2 separate regions of the Homo sapiens genome follow, and region 1 is linked to region 2. A link is an interaction called in ENCODE POLR2A ChIA-PET data of the cell type or tissue named here. Cell type or tissue: PC-3. All regions are shown on one strand. Links, peaks and the distances in the headings refer to the core of each region. The heading gives the core; the rest is flanking DNA. Region 1 has its middle 83 kb from the start of FAM9C. Region 2 has its middle 15 kb from the start of TMSB4X.

Region 1 (11,776 bases), core at 4,376-9,375, 140 kb before region 2:
AAAACCCTAGAAGAAAACCTAGGCATTACCATTCAGGACATAGGCATGGGCAAGGACTTCATGTCTAAAACACCAAAAGCAATGGCAACAAAAGGCAAAATTGACAAATGGGATCTAATTAAACTAAAGAGCTTCTGCACAGCAAAAGAAACTACCATCAGAGTGAACAGGCAACCTACACAATGGGAGAAAATTTTCGCAACCTACTCATCTGACAAAGGGCTAATATCCAGAATCTACAATGAACTCAAACAAATTTACAAGAAAAAAACAAACAACCCCATCAAAAAGTGGGCAAAGGACATGAACAGACACTTCTGAAAAGAAGACATTTATGCAGCCAAAAAACACACAAAAAAATGCTCACCATCACTGGCTATCAAAGAAATGCAAATCAAAACCACAATGAGATACCATCTCACACCAGTTAGAATGGCAATCATTAAAAAGTCAGGAAACAACAGGTGCTGGAGAGGATGTGGAGAAATAGGAACACTTTTACACTGTTGGTGGGACTGTAAACTAGTTCAACCGTTGTGGAAGTCAGTGTGGCAATTCCTCAGGGATCTAGAACTAGAAATACCATTGGACCCAGCCATCCCATTACTGGGTATATACACAGAGGACTATAAATCATGCTGCTATAAAGACACGTGCACACGTATGTTTATTTCGGCACTATTCACAATAGCAAAGACTTGGAACCAACCCAAATGTCCAACAATGATAGACTGGATTAAGAAAATGTGGCACATATACACCATGGAATACTATGCAGCCATAAAAAATGATGAGTTCATGTCCTTTGTAGGGACATGGATGAAATTGGAAATCATCATTCTCAGTAAACTATCGCAAGGACAAAAAATCAAACACCGCATATTCTCACTCATAGGTGGGAATTGAACAATGAGAACACATGGACACAGGAAGGGGAACATCACACTCTGGGGACTGTTGTGGGTTGGGGGGAGTGGGGAGGGATAGCATTAGGAGATATACCTAATGCTAAATGATGAGTTAATGGGTGCAGCACACCAGCATGGCACATGTAGACATATGTAACTAACCTGCACATTGTGCACATGTACCCTAAAACTTAAAGTATAATAATAAAAAATAAATAAAAAAGTGACATTACTTCAAAACCATGTTTACCTTAAGATAGATAGATACCAAAACAATTAGAGAAAAAAAAAAAAAAGAAAAAACCAAGACTCAGGGCAGGTACAGTTACATGATGTGTACATGGTGGACACAGAATTCAAATTGAATTCTTGTGCCTCCAAATCCTGTGGCAAGAACTGTACTTCTGTTTCTGCCTGCTCAGTTGGCACTGCATGTTGAACCTTTGCTAAGGTCACAGACTTAAAATACTAAGACATAAACAGGGTCAACTAGAGTTGGGAGCCTGTGGAAGACAGTGTGTCTGTCTGTGGTTTCCTCTGCCTGAGATGGCCTGTGGGCTTTTGGTTTTGTTTGTTGCAACATTCTAAAAGGCTTTCTGGCTGCAAGCGTGGGCTAGCAAATGTAAATGGAGGAGCTGTGGCCAGCTGTGGGTGGTCACACCCCTCAGAACCTCAGCATACAATGGAGCATTGACAAACAGTCCACTGCAGATTGCTGCCCTATAGTCAAGTGAGGTGCTGGGCGGAGATGGGGGCCACCTTTGCCTTGGGTGCATGACAAAAGCTTGTTTTTAGAAAGACAAATCTTTCAAGAGTTCCATTTTGAAACATTAGCATTTTCCTTTGGTTGCTGAAGCTTTTTATGACGTGGGGCTTTGAGGGAAGTTACAAGGGTATTTCAGCCACCAAGACCCACAAAACTTCATCTACTAAACTGTAGACAGAATGCCTTTGTGTGGCTCTGTGAAGAAAAGTGATACAACACTTGGAAATAAGCAAAAGGATGACTGCATGTCCTTGCCAACTCATACTGAAGCACTGTCTACCAAAACCATCCAGGAATATTTCATTCTCTAGGGAAATGCACCATGGTTTGACTTACCTATTTATGACTGACTAGGATCTGAAGCATCTACTCTATGAAGGTAGATTGTAACTGGTAATTTGATAAGTTACAAATGACTTTTGCAAAGTAGAGTTGCAGCTCCTTTCTATTCGGTAAAAAACAAAACAAAATAAAACCAAAAAAAAAAACAAACAAAACAAAACAAACAAAAACCCCCCCAAAATCCAAAGGTTACAGTTTTATTGCCGTGTAGGACACAAGAGTTCTGTATCTATCTTTGCAATCACATTTTAACTTTTTTCCCACTGAGAGTGTGTGTGTGTGTGTGTGTGTTTATGTTTCTCCTACATGCTGGTTTCCTCATTAATGAATTAAATATGTCTTTGATACATGCTCACCATATATTTGTATAAAGGTCGTGTTTCTAGCTTTTTGAAGTTGGCTTTGACAGTGTCTTGGCAATTCTTGCAGAGAGAATCAATTGTAGTTTAAGGAATTTAGCAATGTGAAGATTATAAAGTGCAAAGAGGAAAATCTCACTGGGAGTATATGTGCTATTTAACTTGATCCTTGCCTTCAGCTGTTCATAAACACTGCCTAGAAGCTATTCCTCAGTGTGTTGGTATTGGACTACAGAACAAAATCAAAATAAACAAAACAATGCAAAATGAGAAAGCCCCATGCAAACAAATGGATGAACACAGAAATTATAATTTTAGAAATAAAATGGAATCTGGTAGTGGTGGCCACCCAGAGAAGATCCTTCTTGCTTCTGAATTCTGTCTCTCTGCAGGTACTTATTTTCTTTCCAAGCCCAGCATCTATTTTCAAGGCCACGTGCATTGGATGGAGTTTCCGGTGCAAAGAAAAAACAAGCTGAATCAAGTGCATTTTATTTATCCTAATCTCCACAGCAGTCATTTTCTCCTCCAGGAGAGGGGAGACACATTGTAAAGATCCAGAAGCCAGTGCCATCTCAAATGAATACAAGCCTCAAACAGCCTTTACTTCTCCCATTTGACGCCCCTGTCCAGTAACAGAGACTCGTCTGAGTTTCAGGTTCTAGAAATGGTTTCTCTGTGATCTAGTGATAAAGGATTACAATTGTGTTTATTTATTTCAGTCATCTTGGTAATTGATCTGACAGTCTGGTGAGTGAGAAGTGTTGGAGAAATAAACAAATTATGTCCTGCTATTTATCATGTGTGTATCGTGTGTGTGTACACGTGCATGTGTGTGTGTAAAAGAGGGCTCCTATTTGAGGTTACCCTTCAGTGCTGGCACTTCTCCTTAAATTTAAACAGAGATAATTGAAGATCCATGTGCTTTGTTGGTAAATTTGTTACAAGAATAGTAACCACTTAGAGGCATCTTCACATGAGTTCCTGTGATCTCTGGCCTCATGTTTCCACTGCTGAGGCAGTTGCAGGTGGGGAGACTGGGAGTGTCCAAATAGTTGGTTTGTTTAACTCCAGTAGTGTTATTCCTCCCAGCAAAAACACCTAACCTCTAGGATTTCTGGGATGATTTCCACTAGATGGGTCACAGGAAAGAGCTCTGGGGATAATCCATGTCAAACTTCTGTTATGCATGCTTCGTGCAATTTCCAAATGCCTATAAATAGTAAGTTAACATGATAATATTTTTATTTATGTCTGTGATCTATTTACTATCTCTGTCGCTTTATGGGCCCTCAAACAACTTGCCTGTTGTTCAAAGAAAAATAGTAAGAACCATATACATAATCACAAGACTTTTTAAAATAACATTGGTGTTGTTTAATACAGGGCCTTTCATCTCTCTAAAAATAATATTTTATGTATTTTGTCATATTACTAGATACCAACCAGTAGGAAATCATAAATGTGTTGGAGAATCTTTGAATCGTGTCTGTTGTAAAGCAATGGGTTCATTGTCTTCTCCCTAAGTTTATCCTATCACTATCCCACCAATGTAATAACTTTATATTTTTAAAGATATTAGATTGGTCTGACATTACTCCTTCCAGAGAGCCCTCACTCAATTCTGATCATGACTGCTTTCTCTATTAGGAGTTCAGAAACCAAACCTTTGGTGATCACGTTAGACTCTTATCCATTAGAATCCCAATTCTTCAGTCATCCAGTGCCCATTCCCTTCTCTTTGATACTTTGATGGTGGTTAAGAGGGCTCAGGTTAAGTTTTCTCAGTGCCCGAACATGTCTCTTATCCCAACAGGGAGACTCAAAAATATTTACAATAGGCCAGGCACGGTGGCTCATGCCTGTAATCCCAGCACTTTGGGAGGCCGAGGCAGGCAGATCACGAGGTCAGGAGATCGAGACCATCCTGGCTAACACAGTGAAACCCCGTCTCTACTAAAAATATAAAAAAATTAGCCAGGTGTGGTAGTGGGTGTCTGTAGTCCCAGCTACTCAGGAGGCTGAGGCAAGAGAGTGGCGTGAACCCAGGAGGTGGAGCTTGCAGTGAGCCGAGATCACGCCATTGCACTCCAGCCTGGGCGACAGAGCAAGACTCCGTCTCAAAAAAAAAAAAAAAAAAAAAAAAAAAAATATATATATATATATATATATATACACATATATATATATACATATATATATACATATATATATATACGTATATATATATACATGTATATATACATGTATATATATATATATATACACACATATATATATATACAATATATATTAGCATGTATTCATTTTGGAAATATTTGAAAAAAATCAAACCACTCCGAAGTATGTCAAATGATTCTCACCAAAACTGAAACTCTCTCATCTGTCTTTTAAGGTGTTATTTCCATAGATCCCTGTTGAAAAACTGCCTTCTCTTATCTAGTGACATAAGACTTTCCTTATTTCTTAGGTGTTTTTATTGAAATAACCATGTTAGTTCTATTGCTTGTCTTTCTGATCTAAAATACAATCATAGTGCTCTCAATTTTCTTTTTCTGGACAGTAGTTTCTTTAACAGTTAATGAGTGGGATATGATGGCTTTGTGTCTTGCTACAGATCCCCCAAGGCATAGTATGCCAAAAAATCAAAATCTAGTTTTTAAAATGGGTTTTGACCATATTTTCTAAAAATAGGGGAACCTATTATATAATAGTCTCTGGCATAACTTCTGACTCATAACTTCTGATATTTTGCAATAGCATGTTTACATGACTCAATCAAGAGAAATAATGGTCTATGTCATTTTCCTATAGCCATTCTCCATGCAGAATAAAATCACCAAGGGCTAAGAGATCAAAATGATGAAGGAACCAGGTTGTTTGAGGACCTTTCCACTCCCCCAAATCTAGCAGCTTTTCTTTTCTAGCACTGTAAGATGAAGGGGTAAAACCAAAATAAAACACCTCACATCATCATTGAAGGCTTCTCTAGTTCAATTTGTACTTCAATGAATTCTTCAGGTTTTCTTTAAGTTTTCTGAGGAAGTATTTGAGCTTAACACTCCTCTTTCAAAAACTTAGACCAAAAGTCCTGTATGAGTTTTCCCCGATACAAAAGGTTCATGTGGCTTTCTGTCTGTTTGCTTTCTTAGACTCCATGTTTCTCATGATATTTGCTCTCACTTAGCAATGTTTTGGATCTATATGGATGCATGGAAGGATCCTTCCATTGTGAAACTTGCACAAGTTTTTGTTGTTGTTTAATTTTTCTAAAATGATCGGAGACACTGACCACATTCAGGGTTGTGTGCCAGACCCTTTTCTCCTTGAGCCAGCTCATTCCAATATTATAACCTCCACAAGAGTAGGGACTGCTTCTCTTACTAATGCTGAATTCCTAATACCTAGCACAGTACCTAGTACACAGTAGTGTTCAATGTGCATTTTTGAAATAATAAAATAAATGCTTTCCCATAAAGATCATGGATAGAGTATGAACCACTATTCCAAGGATCTCAAAGTGCAGTTAACCTCTGATGGGCTAGGGCCTGGAGATTTGTGTGTGTACTAAATCCCTCTGGATATGCAGTGAAAGCTGCGGACATTCTGCTTAGGGAGGTTTAGATGCCCACAAAGAGTCAGCCAATAATTCCAAGATTTACCCTCTTCTCTCTACTGTGGATGACTGATTGTCTGTGAAGAGACAATGCCCAGGACTGAGGTCCCAGAAGAGGGCTTCCTGAGTAGTGAGAATGTGGTGACCGGCAACAGAGACTTGGAGATCACTGACGGCCAATGAGGACTGTGAAAAACTAGGCTCAGAGAGAAAGTTGAAGAAACGCTATGAGGAAGAAAATGTACAGAGATAAACCTTTCCCAGGACAGAAACGTTCCTTCAAGCATATGCTGTGAGCAAGATTCTTGGGGCACCCTTGAGTTAAGACATTTGTGTATGAAATGGAAATTGGCATCTGAAACTGAGGGAATCTGAAGCCAAAGTGTCCCAGTTACCAAGAAAAGTGAGTCAACAGTTCCTAGACTTTAAGTGCACAGTGGAAAGAGAAAATTCACAGGCAAAAAAAAAAAAAATGTAATTCAACTAATCACCAGACTAGGAGCTAGAGATAAGGGAGGGTCGCTTTCTTCATAGGGATGGCGGTTTACCTTGCATGACTGCCTGTCCTGTACTTCAAAGGTCTGGAAAAGAATGACTGGTGATTCAAACTGAGCCGAACTGCAATAAATAAGATTGGCTGCCCTGTGTACCCCCACAATTCTCTCATACCAGAGCAGTGGTGCTCAATCAGGAGCAACTTTGCCCCCAGGGGGCATTGGCAATGTTCCATGACAATTTTAGTTGTCATAAATGACAGGGGGCAGGGGCGGAGAGTGCTTCTGGCATCTAGTGGGTGAAGGCCAGGGATGCTACTAAACATCCTACAGCACACAGGACAGTCCCCTGGCCCCAGCAAAGAATGATCCAGCACAAGATGTCAATAGTGCTGAGAACCCTGCACTAGAATAAAGAGCTTTGTGCAGTTTTGACAAATGACCAAACTTGTCCACTGATTTCTGCTTCAGTTGACACATCGTGGGAATAAGGGTTGTTACCTCAAAAAAAGCAAATGGGAAAGCACATGATTCCTGGGCACGGTCTTTAGAGAAGAAATCTTGCTGCTCCTCTGGTCATAGCAATGGAAAGTTCCTCAAGCTGTAATGGGACAGCTCTGGGAACTTTGGGTTTGGGTGCATTTCATCAGAAGGTGTGCTCAGGGAATAGCAGTGCACCTAACATTAGTCTAACGCAAGCATCATCCAAAGATCAGAAGGGTACATCTAGTGCAACTGACACCATGTAATTAATCTTGAGGTGGCCAGGCGCGGTGGCTCACGCCTGTAATCCCAGCACTTTGGGAGACCGAGGCAGAAAGATAGCAGGAGGCCAGGAGTTCGAGACCAGCCTGGCCAATATGGCAAACCCTGTCTCTACTAAAAATACATGGTGGCATATGTCTGTAATCCCAGCTACTTGGGAGGCTGAAGCAGGAGAATCACGAATTCAGGAGGCAGAAGTCGCAGTAAGCCAAGATTGTGTGTGTCACTGCACTCCAGCCTAGGCAACAGAGCGAGACTCTGTGTCAAAATAATAATAATAATAATAATAACAATAATAATTAATCTTGAGTCAAACAGAAATGACTTTTGCATCGTGTGTGTACCTACCTCCTCCAGGAGGGCAGCTAATTGAGAATAATGGGGTGTTCCTTCTTGACATGTCTACCACGGATGGAAATTTGAAGGGCAAAACAGAAGTGATTGGAGTTCTGAGCTACAGTTGCTTATAAGCAAAAAAGCACATGTCTGTATTTTAAGATGACTGTGTTTCTCTTCCAATCAACTTTCTTCAAAGCATTAATCACTGAAAACAAGGAAGATGTGCCAGTGGATATGCTTTTATTGTTGTTGTTATCGTTTTAAAGCTACATTTTTTTCTGTTCTGTGAATTGGCAATAAAACAGACATTGACTACCTTGACCCTTATGACATTGCAGATTTGCTTATTTGGCATTCTTCTTGTCCATTTTTTGTTCTTTCCTCCAGAATGCTGTGCTTTTATTGTTAGGCCACCCAGGGACGTCCTTGATCATGCAGGGTGTTGTGACATAGGCTTGTATTCTTGGGACTGCTACCCCTTAAGCCAGGGAAGGACTAGGAAAAGGTCAGGCCAGAGGAAACACAGATGTCAGAGATCTGAAAATTTGTGTGGGGCACTTCAGCTGGGCCAAGGCTGCAGCCTTCACCCTCCTGCATCCTCCTCCTCTTCTGACAAAGCCTTTATGTCTCAATGTCTTTTCAAAGGTACGGCAAAACCCAAGCACATTATCTGAAAGGGAGCCGACCAATGTTCCCTTCTTCCGTCAGGGGTATTGGCAGAGGCCTAGCCAAGTCTTTTCCAGGCCTGTGGGCGTCCTTCAGCATTCAGCAGCTGAGCGCTAATCAATTCCACTATCCTGTCTCCTGAAGGAGCAGAGAATTGGGAGTGGTTCTGAATCAATGTTATTTTTATGGAGTACAAGGGATGTTCCAAAAATGATTATGATTCAGATGTTTCTTACTAACCCACTCCCAAAATGCACTCTTGGGGCAGAAATAAATTAATTTTATGGTATCAAAAAAGATGCTCTGGTTAATAAACTTACTCTGAGTATGCAATCTGTCAGATCAACAATTAGATGATGGTTTAAAGAAGTCATAAAAAAAGAATCTCAAGTCTGAAAGCTCGTGTGCCTTGTGTTAAGTTCGTGCCACTAAGGGGAGGGATAAATGAATGTGGTGTTTGGAGAAAATTAATTTTGTGACTTTACAGACATTCCTACAGCTAAAGCTATTGAAGTTAAAGGGTATGTATAAGGTAATGGTTGAAAGGAATCTGTATATGATGTGACAAGAAAGACACAAAAGCTTAGAACATCTAACACAAAAGTAGAATAATTGCACATACTCAGAAAGCATACATGCATGTTGAAGATGCATGTTGCAAAGATAAATTCTACACTTAAAACAGTCCTGGGCTATGCATGAAATTCCTTCACGAAAAAAAAAAATTCCAACTACCTTTTTGTAGCCATAAAATGTACAAGCCAAAGGGCTAAAGAACTTTGCCACAAACACTTATTAGTTCTAGAATAAAAGTTCATGGTTTAGGAGGTTTCAGTGAAATGATTCGGTCAGAATATATTTCTTTGCAGAAAATGACTACTTACATTGCCAAACTCTTACTATGAATATGGTCAGTCTTTGGAGCCAAAATAAATAAATATAAGATGAGGGTCCACTACAGGAATTCAAACAAATAGGAAAACTTAGCTACTTGAAGTTGACACAGGAAGTCGACAGTTTCACATTCACAAACTAAACAGCCCTAGGAAATGAGAATGTATTATATACCAAAGACAAACACGAAAAAACATTTGCAGAATACCCAGAACAGTCCCCAGCACACAGTTTTGGTTTCCTGTAAAGCTGTCATCATAAACGCAGGAAATCTGGAGGTCTATTCTCCATCTGATTTTTAACATTATGTTTTATGAGAATGTTGCATTTGGCTGTACTTGTATGACTCTAATATGTATAACGGTAGACAAACTATGGCCTGTGAGCCAAGTCCTCCGGCCTGCCGCCTGGTTTTATACAGCCTGCAAGCAGAGTGGTTTTTACATTTTTAAATGGTGAAAAAAAATCAAAAGGAAAATAATATTTCATGACAAATGAAAATTAATTGAAATTAGGATTTCAGTGTCCATGAATAAAGTTTATTTGGAACATAGCCATGCCCAATTGTTTACATATTGTCTGTGGCTGCTTTTGAGCTCAAAGGGCACAGTTGAGTAGTTGTGACAGAGACCGTGTATGTGGCCTTCAAAGCCGAAAATATTTACTGGCTGACCCTTTACAGACAAAGTTTGCCAACCTCTTCTCTAATATGCAAAGGCCAGCAGAATCTGAAAGTGAACACCCAAAAGAACAATATGGAGAAACCAGAAGAGAGAAGAATGCACTCTTCTTGGTGAATCTTCCAAAGTGGCACTTGAGCCTCTCTTACACATCTGCACCGGCTCCCATGCTGTCCGGGCCACATCAGATCAAAGAAGGCAGCCCTCCTCACAAAAACCTCGCTATTCCTTCTGCTACTTGATCTGTGCAAAGCTCAGGTGTGGTTTGCCATTTGATCTGGAGGTTGGAATTAGTTCTTATTTTAGCTGATTTAGGTTACCTAGGTTACACCACAAATCAAAAATAGCTGAAATATCTGTGTAAATGAAAAACAAATGTACAGAGAGAGGGAGCAATCAATTTTCAGAAGATAGAGAAATGTTCTTTTGCATGGAGCCCCCATTGGTAATGAACTCCCTGGTGCTAAATGAAGGGAAGGAGGGAAGGGACTTTTGTGTCTCCCAGCAGGACCTCCAATCAGGCAACAGAATAGAAACTTTTCATTGATTGTAGGCCTTGGCAAAATTGAGGGTTGCCTGTTTGTACTGACACTTTGAAGTTCGATGGGTATTTTGGTAATAAACTCCCTTGTAACTTCACAGTAGTGAGATTATAATAACTTTGGGAGTTATCTCATTATATGTTTTGTGATTTTTTTTTTTGCACACTTTTTTTTTCTTCGAACTCTGATGAAAGTTTAGCTTCAAGGAATCATAAGTTCCAGAGGTTGATGAAACCAGTTATAGACCCTCACTGTTCCAAGTGGGTTCCATGAACGAGCAGCATTGGCGCCTTCTCAGAGCTTGTTAGAAATTCAGAATTTCAGCACCTCCCCCAGACTGGCTGAATCAGAATCTGTGTTTTAACAGGATTCCCAGATTGTCTGAGTATACATTAATTTTTGAGAAGCACTGGTGGAAAAAAGTGCATGAGACTTGGGGTCTTGGGGATCCAGTTCCAGATTGAACTGATGCTAAGTCACTGGTGACCTTGGGCAAATTTCTCACCATCTTTTTGCCTTGGTCATCTTCTCTTTAATGTGCGGCTAAATTCACTGTCTTAGTTCAGGCTGCTATAACAAAATACCATAGAACGGGCTTCTTAAACAACGACAACAAAAAATTATTTCTCATCGTTCGGGAGGCTGTAAGTCCAAGATCAGGGTGCCAACATGACTGGATTCTGGTGAGATCCTTCTTCAGGAGGAAAGAGGGTAAGACAACTTCCTGGGGTTTCTTTTATAAGGGCACACGTCTCATTCATGAGGTCTCTACCCTCATGACCTAATTTCCTCCCAAAGGCCCTACCTGCTAATACCATCACATTGGATGTTAGGATTTCAATATGTGAATTTGGGAGGGACATAAATATTCAGTTCATTAAAATCACCTTCCCCTACTTTTTGAACAATACTCTCGTCAAATGAGACAATAAGCATAAAACTGCTTGAAAAATTATTACCTCCACTGTGGTTGTGAGATATTAGGAATGGTAATGGCTAATATCTACAGAACCTCAACCATGAGTCTTGCTCTGTGCCGACTTCTGAAGATGAACTTTCCTTTCAGTCTCACTAAAACTCTCTGATGAGAGTAGTAACATCAGTTTTACCATACACGTGGAGAAACAGCCATTGAGAAATTAAGTGCCTCACCCAAGGTGACATATCTAGTTAGTTGTAAAACTGGAAATAGAGCCCCAAAGCCATGTCCTCATCCCCACACCATGCTGCCTCCAAAATACAATGTTGAAGAATGGCAACAAATACTGTTATTATCACAGATGCTAGTCTAAACACCACTACACAGTGAGGACAAAGGCATAACATATTTTAAATTCTTTTTTTGTACACAAAAAGGGAAGAAGAATAAACAAAGAGAAATTCCCTAGAGATGAATGGCCCAGAG
Region 2 (11,776 bases), core at 4,372-9,371:
GTTCTCATCATTTAGCTCCCACTTATAAGTGAGAACACACGGTACTTGGTTTTTTGTTACTGCATTAGTTTGCTAAGGATAATGGCTTCCAGCTCCATCCATGTCCCTACAAAGGATATGATCTCGTTCTTTTCTATGGCTGCATAGTATTCCATGGTGCATATGTACCACATTTTCTTTATCCAGTCTACCATTGATGGACATTTAGGTTGAGTCCACATTTTTGATATTGTGAATAGTGCTGCAGTGAACATATGCGTGCATGTATCTTTATAATAGAATGATTTATATTCCTTTGGGCATATACCCAATAATGGGATTGCTGGATCAAATGGTAGGAGAATGTCATATAATTTCTGCATGCCAAGAAATAGTATTCTTCTTTTCATTTGTTTTCCAGTCCTTTAAAAATGTAAATACTGTTCTCAGCTCTCAGGTTGTAGAAAAACAGGTAGCTAACCGTTTTGTGCTCTTGGGCCAGAGATTGCTGACTCCTGATTTATAATGAGATGCTATCAGAGTTAATGACTTAATCATTGTGGAAGGTATTTCTCTTTATGGAATAAAAAATGTTATGGATACAAAAGTAGCAGTAGGTATATAGATATGTATTAAATTAGCAAAAGATGCCCTTATAATGGTCAGGTCCACAAATCATGCTACATCTTCAAAGAGGAGACTGATTTGACTTTTGCTAATGGAACTGGTTCTACATGTGCATTTCATTCTGCACAATAAACTCAAGAAACTGAAATATGTCTTGTGGTTCTTACAACTGAAGATCCAGATAGTCTATTAAAATTACCAGAGTCCTTTAGACTATTTTTTAATAATTTAATTAATTTTTTTTTAGAGACGGGGCCTTACTATGTTGCCTAGGCTGGTCTCAATCTCCTGGACTCAAGCAATTCTCCTACCTCAGCCTCCCAAGCAACTGAGACTACAGGCATGCACTATCAGGCCTGGCTCCTTTATACTCTTTAACATACACAAGTCAGTATTATGAAAAATGGCCATGTGATGGCAGAATCCTTAAATATGATTGGTGGCAATCAACCAAGATAATCAAGTGACCCAGCCATATTCAGATCACTGCCAACTTAAGATAATCATGGACAAACTCATACGTCTGGTTTTTCCACTTCCTCATCTATTGCTTTGAGTGCAAATATACAGTTTAATCTCTGATATAGCTGACCTTAACGTCCTGCTGGCATTATGTTATAAAACAAACAAGCGTAGCTTTAAAAGACGTAAAGGATTGGATTACCAGTGTTTGCATATTCTTAGAAAAGGTATCTCCTTAGCCAATGGGAAACATGGCAAGTGTCAGTCCCATTTCTCAGAGTCCAAATTCTTAGGTGTTAAATTACTATAGGTGTAATATTGCCTTTTACAAACATCAAAAAGAAGAGAAAGGAAAGAAAGAGGGAGGGAGAGAAAGAGAGAAAGATGTGGACCATTTTTCTAGAACTAAACAGAAAAATGTTCTCAAAATTCTGTCTTGTCCTAGTGGACTGTCAAGGCTTTGCTTGGTGCTTGGCTACACAATTTGTATGCCATTGTATCCATTATGGTGTAATATGTTGATGGATAATGAAAAATCAGGAGTATCCACTTGGGCGGTCTGGCAAGAATTCAGTTTAAAGTAAATATAAGCTCTCTGGAGATATCTACCAGAAGAAGTGTTCTTTTTAAAGCTCATTGTTTGTTTTAATCCAGTGGAGAAAAAAAGAGATAAAAACTAAGGAGTAAGATCTATAAAGAGAAAGTACAAATATTAAGACTGTCAAATGGAAAAAGACAGGGAATGAACTCAAGGCCAATTTAGACTTTTCAGATTGTCCTGGCAAAATTCTCCTTAAAGTGAAGGATAAGGCCCATCAGACCACAATTCCCTAGTTTAACTTAGTAAGACTTAATAAGAAATCTATTGGTATATGTCCTTATTGTGGTTTCAAATACAAATTTTTATTTTATTTTTCATCATATTAAAGTGAAATGACTATATATGTGTGTATGTGTTCACATGTATGATGTGTATGTATATATATGTATACACACATACATTTATATTTAGATATACACACATGCATTTGGAAAGGTAAAGTGCAGGGAAGAATATACAAACTATTACTAACCAAATCCACTGCCCAAGGTTAACTAATGCCTTCTATTTTTAAGGAGAAGTGGTGTTAGGAAGTATTATTTTCATTAATACAAAAACTTCAACTCTTTTGAACTGGAAGAGCCAAAGAAGGTTAATAGGCCAACATCTAGCTAGACAAATTTGGAAACTCTAATCTACAGGGGTCATGACATAACCTAGGCCACCCAAATCCTCACATATTCAATCAGGATAAGAAATCAGTCTTCTAATTCATAGCCCAGTTCATAAAGGGCAAAAAATTTCAGGTAACAGTTATAAGCAAGAATCAAAATCTGTCCTCAGCCCTGGAAGAGCTGCAATTTACAAAATACCAGCTTCCTGGCAAAATGAGACCTTGACGCCGAAAAGAATTAGTGTTCCTTAAGTTTTGTAGTTCTCTAATTACAGAGAGGCTTTTTAGACTTACCTCCAGAGGTTTTAATATTGCTACCTTAATTTATAGCTGTTCTTTACTTTTAATAGTCAAATGAAAGTTTTAATTATAATCAAGCAAGTCTTCATACAAAAAGATAGCACTGCTGGCTCTCCTTCAAGAGAACATGTGCTTTCAGTTATTTTCTGGGAGGCTGGGGAGGAGAGGACAGAGAGCATTTACCCACTCCGATTCAAACAGTATACATTTGTACAAGGTCTCTCTGGACAAAGCTAGGACTGAGACTATGAATATGGAATCAAACAGAATTAAGAAGCCCTTGTCAAACCTATAGTCTTGATTTTAGCTGCATTATACACTAAACAACCTGTCATATCCTGCTGCAAATAGAAAACAGGTCTTTACCACGTTAACGTTTGGTCTGCACAAGAACAGTACATGAGGAGTATTGAATTATAAAAAACAAATTTATGTTGAATACTCGATATCCAATAAAAAGATGTTATCTTTTTGTTGTTTGGCTTTATGAAATAAACTTTAAGAACAGAGTTCCCATTTATTCCTCATCCAATTTCTCCATTGTTAAACTCTTATGGCATGGTATACTTGTCACAACTAAGAAATTAACCATAGTACAAAATTGTTGGCTGGGCTCATTGGCTCATGCCTGTAATCCCAACACTTTGGGAGGTCGAAGAAGGTGGATCGTTTCAGGTCAGGAGTTCAAGACCAGCCTGGCCAACATGGTGAAACCCTGTCTCTACTAAAAGTACACAAATTAGCTGGGCATGGTGGTGCATGCCTGTAGTCCCAGCTACTCGGGAGGCTGAGGCAGGAGAATCGCTTGATCCTGGGAGGTGGAGGTTGTGGGTGAGCCAAGATTGTGCCACTGCACTACGGTCTGGGCAACAGAGTAAGACCCTGTCTCAAAAAAAAAAAAAAAAAGTATGAAATTATTAACAAAACTCAAGACTTTATTCCAATTTCATCAGATTTTCTGTTAAATATCTTCCTTAAATACTTCTTTCTTCTCTCTGTTCTGTTCTTGCTGTTCATAGAATAGCACATTGCATTTAGTTGTCATGTCCCCTTGGTCTTCTCTCCTCTGTGAGTTTTTTTTTTTTTTTTTGTCTTTTCATGACCTTGACAATTTTCAGCAGTACCAGTAAGCTATATTGTAGAATGTCCCTCAATTTGGGTTTGCCTGATGTTTTCTCCATTAGACTGATGTCAGAGCTCAGACACAATACCGCAAAATATGGTGCCTTGTCACAACGAATACTTTGAACTGAAGGAGATTGACAGGGCCTCAGAAACAAGATCTCTCTCTGACCTTCTCCTACTCTTCTTTCTCCTGTTCCTCTTTCTCCCCCAAAGGAAGCCATAGAAACTAGAACTCCTGTTCTTCAGATCAAGCCACAGAGCCTGGAAGTATTAAATGTCTTCGCCTTTCTGTGTAGGAGCTGATCATAAAGAAATTCTCTGACCTACCTTGTCTGACTGTAGGTCATAAGACCCTCACTCCAGAGGGGTCCTGCTCCATACTCAGGAGGAAGGAAAGCTACACAGAGAGACCAAGAAGAATTGGAATAGAGAGGCCTTACTGGGTTTCCCACCTTAGTCTGTTACCATTAGATGATACCCTTTTGTCCAATCACATTGCTGCATGGCTGTCCATTCTTCGTTGAACCTAAGCATGAAATGGAAAGTTTTCCCTGGGTCTTTGGCTCTTCATTTCTGAAGGCTCTTGTGTCACGTAAAACTTTGATTAAATAAATGTGTACGTTTTTTCCTGTTAATCTGTCTTTGTCAGTTTTATTTCAGACCTAGCCATGAACCCTAGGAGCACTGAGGAAACTTTTCCTCTTGTACACTGGGGATATGGGTTTTTGGAGTCAGTGAAGTGCCCTTCTCATCACAACATATTGGAGGGTACATGATGTCTGCATGACATCACTCGTGATGTTAGTCTTCATCAGTTAGTTAAAGGGGTGTTTGCCAAATTTCTCTACTGTAATATTACTGTTTTTCCCTTCTGGTTCCATACAAGGATTTTTGTCAGTAAGTTACTAAATCTAGCCCGCCTTCAAGTGTGAATGTTGGGGAGATTAATCTCTCCCTCCTAGAGGAGAGAGCATCTACATAGAATATTTGTCAAATCAAAGAGGGGGCTTTCCAGGATGAGGGAAGACAGGTCTTGTCTACTTGGGTATTTGAATAAAAAAAGGAAAAGGGCATTTGTACATCCATGAGAGTTAGCCACGTTTTTTCCTGACTAAGCAATGCCATTTACTGTAATGCTAATTTTCTTTAAATTTAAAAGTATTGTATTGGCATTTTAGTTGCACCTTTACGTTTCTTATTTTTGAGTCATTTTGGGGGGTTATATTTTATATACTATGTCAATTGTCTTAGCCCATTTTCTGTGGCTTATGACAGAATACTTGAAACTGGATAATTTATAGAGAAAATGATTTTTTTCTATTTATTTGCTATTATTATTCCTTAGATACAGGGTCTCTCTCTGTCACTCAGGCTGGAATGCAGTGGTGCATGATAGCTCACTGCACCCTCAAACTACTGGGCTCAGCCTCCTGAGTAGCTAGGACCACTGGTGCATGCCATCATGCCCAGCTAATTAAAATTTTTTTTTTTTTTTTTTTTTTTTTTAGAAACGGGATCTTGCTGTGTTGCTTAGGCTGGTCTCCAACTCCTAGCCTCCAGTAATCCTCCCACCTTTTCCTCCCAAAGCACTGGGATTACAGGCATGAGCCACCATGCCCGGACAGAATTTATTTCTTACAGTTATGGAGGCTGGTCCCAGGTTGAAGGGCCACATCTGGGGTGAGGGCCTTCTTGTCAGTGGGGACTCTCTGCAGAGTCCTGAGGCGGTACAGGGCATCACATGGCAAGGGGGCTGAGCATGCTAGCTGAGGTCTCTCTTCCTCTTCTTATAAAGCCACCAGTCCCCTCACATCACAACCCATTAATTCATTAATCTGTGAATGAATTAGTCCGTTCTTGAGGGTAGGGCCCTATGATTCAATCAATTCTTAATGGCCCCTCCTCTCAATTCCGCCACATTGGGGATTAAGTTTCAACATGAGTTTTAGAGGGGACAAACATTTAAACCATAGCATCAGTAGAGGTGTAAAGTCGTCAAGAGGAGTTGGGAAGAGATGCCTGCAGCCAGCATTTTATAGTATTTCCACCATACAGATATAGTAGATGTAAGTAACCCTAAGAGCATAGTAATAGTAAAATGTGTAAAATAATTAGGCGGTGATGCATTTTAAGCATTTATTACCTTTACTTTTCATATAATTTATTTTATTGTAAGTTTATATCATTTAATAGTGACTTCGTTTAACAACCGGCTCTCAATTTTCCAAAAACTTTCACAAGCAGCTCTTGCCACTAACACTATTATTAGAAAACATCTGGAATGATTCACATAAAACTGTTCACAGTAGCTATCTCTGGAAAATGAGTTGAAAGAGGAACTTTCCCTTTCTCTTTCAGTCCATTCTATACTGTTTGATTTATTTGAAACAAATAAATATGCATTATTCTTGTAATAACAATGTTAAGTTTAAGAATATTATATTAGGAAGATGATTTATAATACCAACTGTGTAAGAGGAGGGGACATTACAACTATATATTTGTTTTTGCATATATATCGGAGGTTAAACAAGAAACTAATAAAAAGCATTATCCCAAGAGAGTGAGGGCAATCAGTCGAATGGGACTGTATTTTTCATATTCTTTTGATATTTGAACCACATAAATGGATGTGTTCCAAAAAGTTTAACAATTAAAAACACTTTAAAAAGATCATCTGCTGCTCCACCCTAAAAAAACACAAGAGAAATTTCTATTAATTATTATTACATATTGAGGACTCTGCCTCTTTGGAGGACAAGTCTCCCTGAAATCATAAACTTTTTCTTTATTTCCATAACAAACTCATGGTCAGGGTGTCTTGAAAATGACTTTAGGGGTGAGTCATTGTTCAGGTATGCAGCTGTGTTAGCACTGGCCTCGAGACTCAGATAATACAGGGCACAATTGTTATAAGCAAACAGCAGTACGTGGATGAAGATATTTTTTCCAGGTAGAAAATGGAAGAGGGCCAGACACCCTTGAAGCGCTCTACCTTTTCATTCCTCTCACGCTGGTGTTAGGAAGGTGTGTTTGACCAGTAGAATGGGTGATGTTTGTTTAAGGCTTACGGAAACGTAGGCACCTGACCAAAATCAATCTCGCAATTTTTTTTTTTTTTTTAGATGGAGTTTCACTCTTTTTGCCCAGGCTGGAGTGCAATGCTGCAACCTCGGCTCACTGCAACCTCCAACTCCCAGGTTCAAGCGATTCTCCTCCCTCAGCTTCCCGAGTAGTTGGGATTACAGTTGTGCACCACCATGCCCGGCTAATTTTGTATTTTTAGTAGAGACAGGGTTTCTCCATGTTGCTCAGGCTGGTCTCAAACTCCTGACCTCAGGTGATCTGTCTGCCTCAGCCTCCCAAAGTGCTGGGATTACAAGTGTGAGCCACCACGCTTGGCCAAGCTCGCAATTTTGAGACCACCTCTTGATTCTCAGAGGAAGAGCAGAGGCCTTCTTCCTATGGTGCACTTGCAGAAGTGACAGTTCTGAATGCCGCGCCCAATTATTCCAGTTGTGTTTAGTTTTCCTTTATAATGCAAACATCTGTTATCTAGCAGGAACCTGAAAAGGATTTGCCTCTGCCTGATTCCTCGACACCTCAAGCCTTTGTTGTAGCCCCACAGAACTAATGACAGACATTTCTCTGCCAGATTACGAGAACTGAATAATATTTTTGGTCAATCAAAATTAATGTTAAAGATCTAGTATGAACTGAACATGAATGTGGTTTACATACATGTATCTCTATTCTCTTTTAAAATCACAGCCATAACACACGAGGATGTCAGTTGCAAACAAGCCCTAAGCCGACTCTTAAAGACTGAAATGACAGCACAAGCTTGCATCAGCCACATTCTCAAAGTCTTTGAAAATGTTCCTTGCAACATTGCACCTCTATAATGTTGTGTCTAGTCAGGCAGGACAAGCCCATGGGCCAACATATAGAAGCTACTGTTATTTTTATTATTGTTAGCATATAAATTTTGAAATTGCATTTTTGTTGGTTTATACATACAGGTTAGAACATAAGAAAATGGTAAGTCACATTAGAAGAAATGATAGGGGCCAGGCGCAGTAGTTCATGCCTATAATCCCAGCACTTTGGGAAGCCAATGCAGGCGGATCACCTGAGGTCAGGGGTTCAAGATCAGCCTGGCCAACATGGTGAAACCCCATCTCTAATAAAACTACAAAAATTAGCAGGGCGTGGTGGCACACACCTGTAGTCCCAGCTACCTAGGAGGCTGAGGCAGGATAATTGCTTGAACCTGAGGGGCGGAGGTTGCAGTGAGCCGAGATCACGCCATTGCACTCCAGCCTGGGTGACAAAGTGAAACTCCGTCTCAAAAAAAAAAAAAAAAAAGAAATGATAGTGTCATAAATTCACCGTTTTTGCTGACATCATAGAAAAAATCAATTCAGGCAGGAATCATCAATAAGTGCCAAAACTACTTGGTGGAAGTTTGAGGAAGAACAGGAGACTTGAGCCTGAGCCTCCAACTATCCTCCCCCAGGTTACTTACTAATTACAGTGGGAAAAATGATAGCCTTACAATGCAGAAATCTGGTGGCAACCATCTAGACAAGTGATCCAAGTTATCAATGAATGGGACAAATCGGCATCACGTGCGTCCTGATGTGAGGCACCAGGAAGGACACAACATCCTTTATCGGTTTTCCTACCCCGAATTATCTGACTCTAATCATGAAAAAAACAACAGGCAAACCCAAAATGATAGAAATTCTACAAACCAGTTGGTTCATATTCTTCAAAAATGTGACTGTCTTGAAAGAAAAAGAGCAGCTGAGGAATTGTTCCTGGTTAAAGAGACATGACAGCTCAATGTGATGCATGATCCTGGATTGGATCCCAGATGAGGAGGAAGAAAAGGGCTGTAAAGGACAATGGAGCAACTGGCAACATTTAAATATGGACTTTATGTTAGATAACAATATCACAGCATTGATGTTAAAATTCCTGAATTTAATCATTGCACTGTGGTTATGTAAGATAATATTCTTGTTCTTAGGAAATATAAGCTGAGGGACCTTCAAAGGGTTCAGAAAATGGTTCAGAAAAAAAAGAGGTGAGAGAGAAAGTAAATGTGGTAAAATGTTAACAATTAGTGAATCTGAGTAAAGGATATAGGGAATTCTTTTAACTATTCTTGCAACTCTTCTGTAAATTTGAAATTACGATTTTTTTTTAAAGTTAACACAGTGACTCACATGACTTCTTGGGAGAGGAAGAAAGTAGCACCATGTTCTAAGTCTTTGCTGAGACACTGGGCCCTGAAACAGAAGCAAGAGTTGGAGCAGGAATGAGCAGCTATCTGGGGTTTCTGTTTGCAGAGATAAGACGAGGTGAAGCTCAGAACTCAAAAGAAATCTAGAAACTAAAGACCTAGCCTCTAGTCTGTAGAGTGAAGTCAGACACCAAAAGAGGTAAGCAAAAGATTCAAACCAGGGAGCAACAACACTTACGGGGTAAGAGAGAAAAGGCAATCAGAGATGTTGGTGGAATAGAGAAGCCAGAGACTAAAAATGGTGAGAGAGGAGAGGGTTTCAGAAAGTAGAGTGTGGTCAGCATTGTCAAAAGCTACTTTATTAGTCAGGGTTCTCTAGAGGGACAGAACTGAGTTTATTAAGTATTAACTCACATAATCACAATGTCCCACAGTAGGCCATCTGCAAGCTGAGGAGCAAGGAAAGCCAGTCCAAGTCCCAAAACTGAAGAACCTGGAGTCTGATGTTCGAGGGCAGGAAGCATCCAGCACAGAAGAAAGATGTAGGCTGGGAGGCTAGGCCAGTCTAGTCTTCTCATGTTTTTCTGCCTGCTTTATATTCTAGCCATGCTGGCAGCTGATTAAAGGTGCCCACCCAGATTAAGGGTGGGTCTGCCTTTCCCAGCCCACTGACTCAAATGTTAATCTTTTTTGGCAACACCCTCACAGACACACCCAGGATCAATACTTTGCATCCTTCAATCCAATCAAGTTGACACTCAGTATTAACCATCACAGCTACCCAGAGAAAAAATTAGCTGGGGTATGGTGGCATGTACCTGTAGTCCCAGCTACTTGGGAGGCTGAGGCAGGAGGATCATCTGAGCCTGGGAGTTGGAGAGGCTGCAATGAACCAAGATTGCACCACTGCACTCCAGCCTGAGTGACAGAGTGAGACCCTGTCACACACACACACACACACACACACACACATACACACACACACACACACAAGGCTACAAAGAGGTCAAGAAGTATTTCATGTAATAATAGTGCATTGATTTGTGAACTAAGAGGCTGTTGTAATAATAAAGGAGACCATATACTGAGCACCTACAATGTACATATTTCCTTCAACTCTCACAGCAACCCCATGTGTCATGGCCATCCCCTTCCACATTAGGCAGGTGAGAAGAGTGAAGCTCATAGAAGTTACGAAGTTTCTGAAGGTGGCACAGCTAATAGTAAGTTGACCAGGAACAAGTGACAAATTTTGAGGTGACAGCATGGCAAAGTGTATATTTTATCTGTTAGTACTTGGGAGCCTGGGTGAAAAAATGGCAAACAGGTTCTTGGAGTGGATTCAGGACTGGGGCATGAAGGAAGACTTCAGCTGGACATGGGGAGGAAAGGGTTTAAAATCAATCTGAAGTGAGTGATTAGGAGTCGAAGCTAGACAGAGAAAAGAAAGGAATTGAGGCCATAAGCAGGCAGGAGGCTGGGGGATGGAAGTCTTGACAAGTGTGAGTCTGACTCACACTGAAAGAAACATTGTACATCACAGATCAGTCATCTCTCCCCCTCATAAATAACTCAAACAGAAGTTTGATAAACAATAGTTACCCTTACCATGCTGGGGAGTTCTGAAAATTCTTGCTTGATTTCTTTTTAGTGATTTATTTTGTCTTTTTTTTTTTTTAATTTTTGTTTTCAATGCTGGCAAGAATCAATAAATTGATTTCCTACGACACAGCCTGTGGTTTGAAAACCACACTCTGGGTAGGGTGTGGCCTGAAGTGTGGTAGCGCTGGGGTGGGGATAGAGGTTAGAATGGTAGCCAGCTGTCTGGTTTGGATCTTTCTCAGCCTTCTTTTCTTGGCTAAGCCTGGCCCCTTACAGTTTTCCCTCAGCTGCTCCTGTGGTCTAAAGCCCTAACTCACCCTCCCAACTCGAATGAGATCCTACTTGGAAACACCTGTGGTACAAAGAATGGTGGCAGGGGGCCAAGTCACAACCGGCCTTGGCCAAGCCAAATGCCTTAGGCATTCTAGACATACATAAATGTCAACATCATACATGGGTATCTGTCAGCTTCCAGGAGAGGAGAGAGAACATGAATCCTCCCTGTTTCAAAGGAATATGGTCAAAAGTGTGGAGTAGCCTTCTTTGGGGCAGATAGTTCTTAATGTCTATGTTAGATTCAATTGACCTCACCTCTTTCTAATCTGAAGGATTTATTATTTGAATGGGTTGAGGACTTAAATGGATTTTATTTTTGGTATCCATCTCTCCTGTTGGGAAACTTCATGACTTATTTCAGAAAAGAAGCCCTGATAGGCGGAAGGTTCCAAACATTAGATGCCAATATGTTTGTTCTCGATGCATGTTGCATGTATATTTATACACCTGTTATAACACGGAGCTTATACAGAGAAAGTCAGTGGAACCTTAGAGGAATGCCTTAGGCATGCACGTATGGCTTTGAGAATTTACATTTGCATATATGAACTCACGGTGCTCTCACCTTCCTAGCTCAAGTTATCAATGATATTTGAAATGACAAATTCAGGGTTATATAATTACTATCCTTTCTTCAAAAAAAACCCATTCAGATTATATTCTTTTTTACTTTCTTTTCTTTTAAATTTTGTGACTGACCTCTCTAATTACTTAGGGTAGTATATGCACTTCTTTTCCCACATGGTATTTTTCACTGCTCTTGAGGAAGCACAACTGTTTTCTGCCATGACCACCTGTGTTATTCATCCCTGTAATCACAGGAAACAAATAACCAATTACAAACCTTTCATTTTCCTTCCTTCCATACCCCTTTCTCTTC

Evidence for each region. ChIA-PET counts read pairs that join two places held together with the same protein. Peaks named below come from ENCODE experiments on the same cell type or tissue, not always from the same donor. Only the 100,000 strongest peaks of a DNase experiment are listed, where the experiment ranks them.
Region 1: POLR2A ChIA-PET joins it to region 2 with 6 read pairs; 3 of 35 experiments call an interaction of 5 or more read pairs at or near these places.

The regions. Positions count from the first base shown.
Region 1 is chrX:13,121,666-13,133,441 of GRCh38, reverse strand. No RefSeq gene overlaps it. Among named protein-coding and RNA genes, the nearest start is that of FAM9C, 83 kb to the right of the region's middle. In PC-3, for the core only: no CTCF peak of the experiment used is centred there; a DNase peak (open chromatin) is centred at 9,281; H3K4me3 peaks cover 303 bases; H3K27ac peaks cover 1,578 bases.
Region 2 is chrX:12,983,879-12,995,654 of GRCh38, reverse strand. No RefSeq gene overlaps it. Among named protein-coding and RNA genes, the nearest start is that of TMSB4X, 15 kb to the right of the region's middle. RefSeq lists a silencer at 8,278-8,474, a cis regulatory region at 10,293-10,954 and an enhancer at 10,879-11,058. In PC-3, for the core only: no CTCF peak of the experiment used is centred there; a DNase peak (open chromatin) is centred at 6,634; H3K27ac peaks cover 2,775 bases.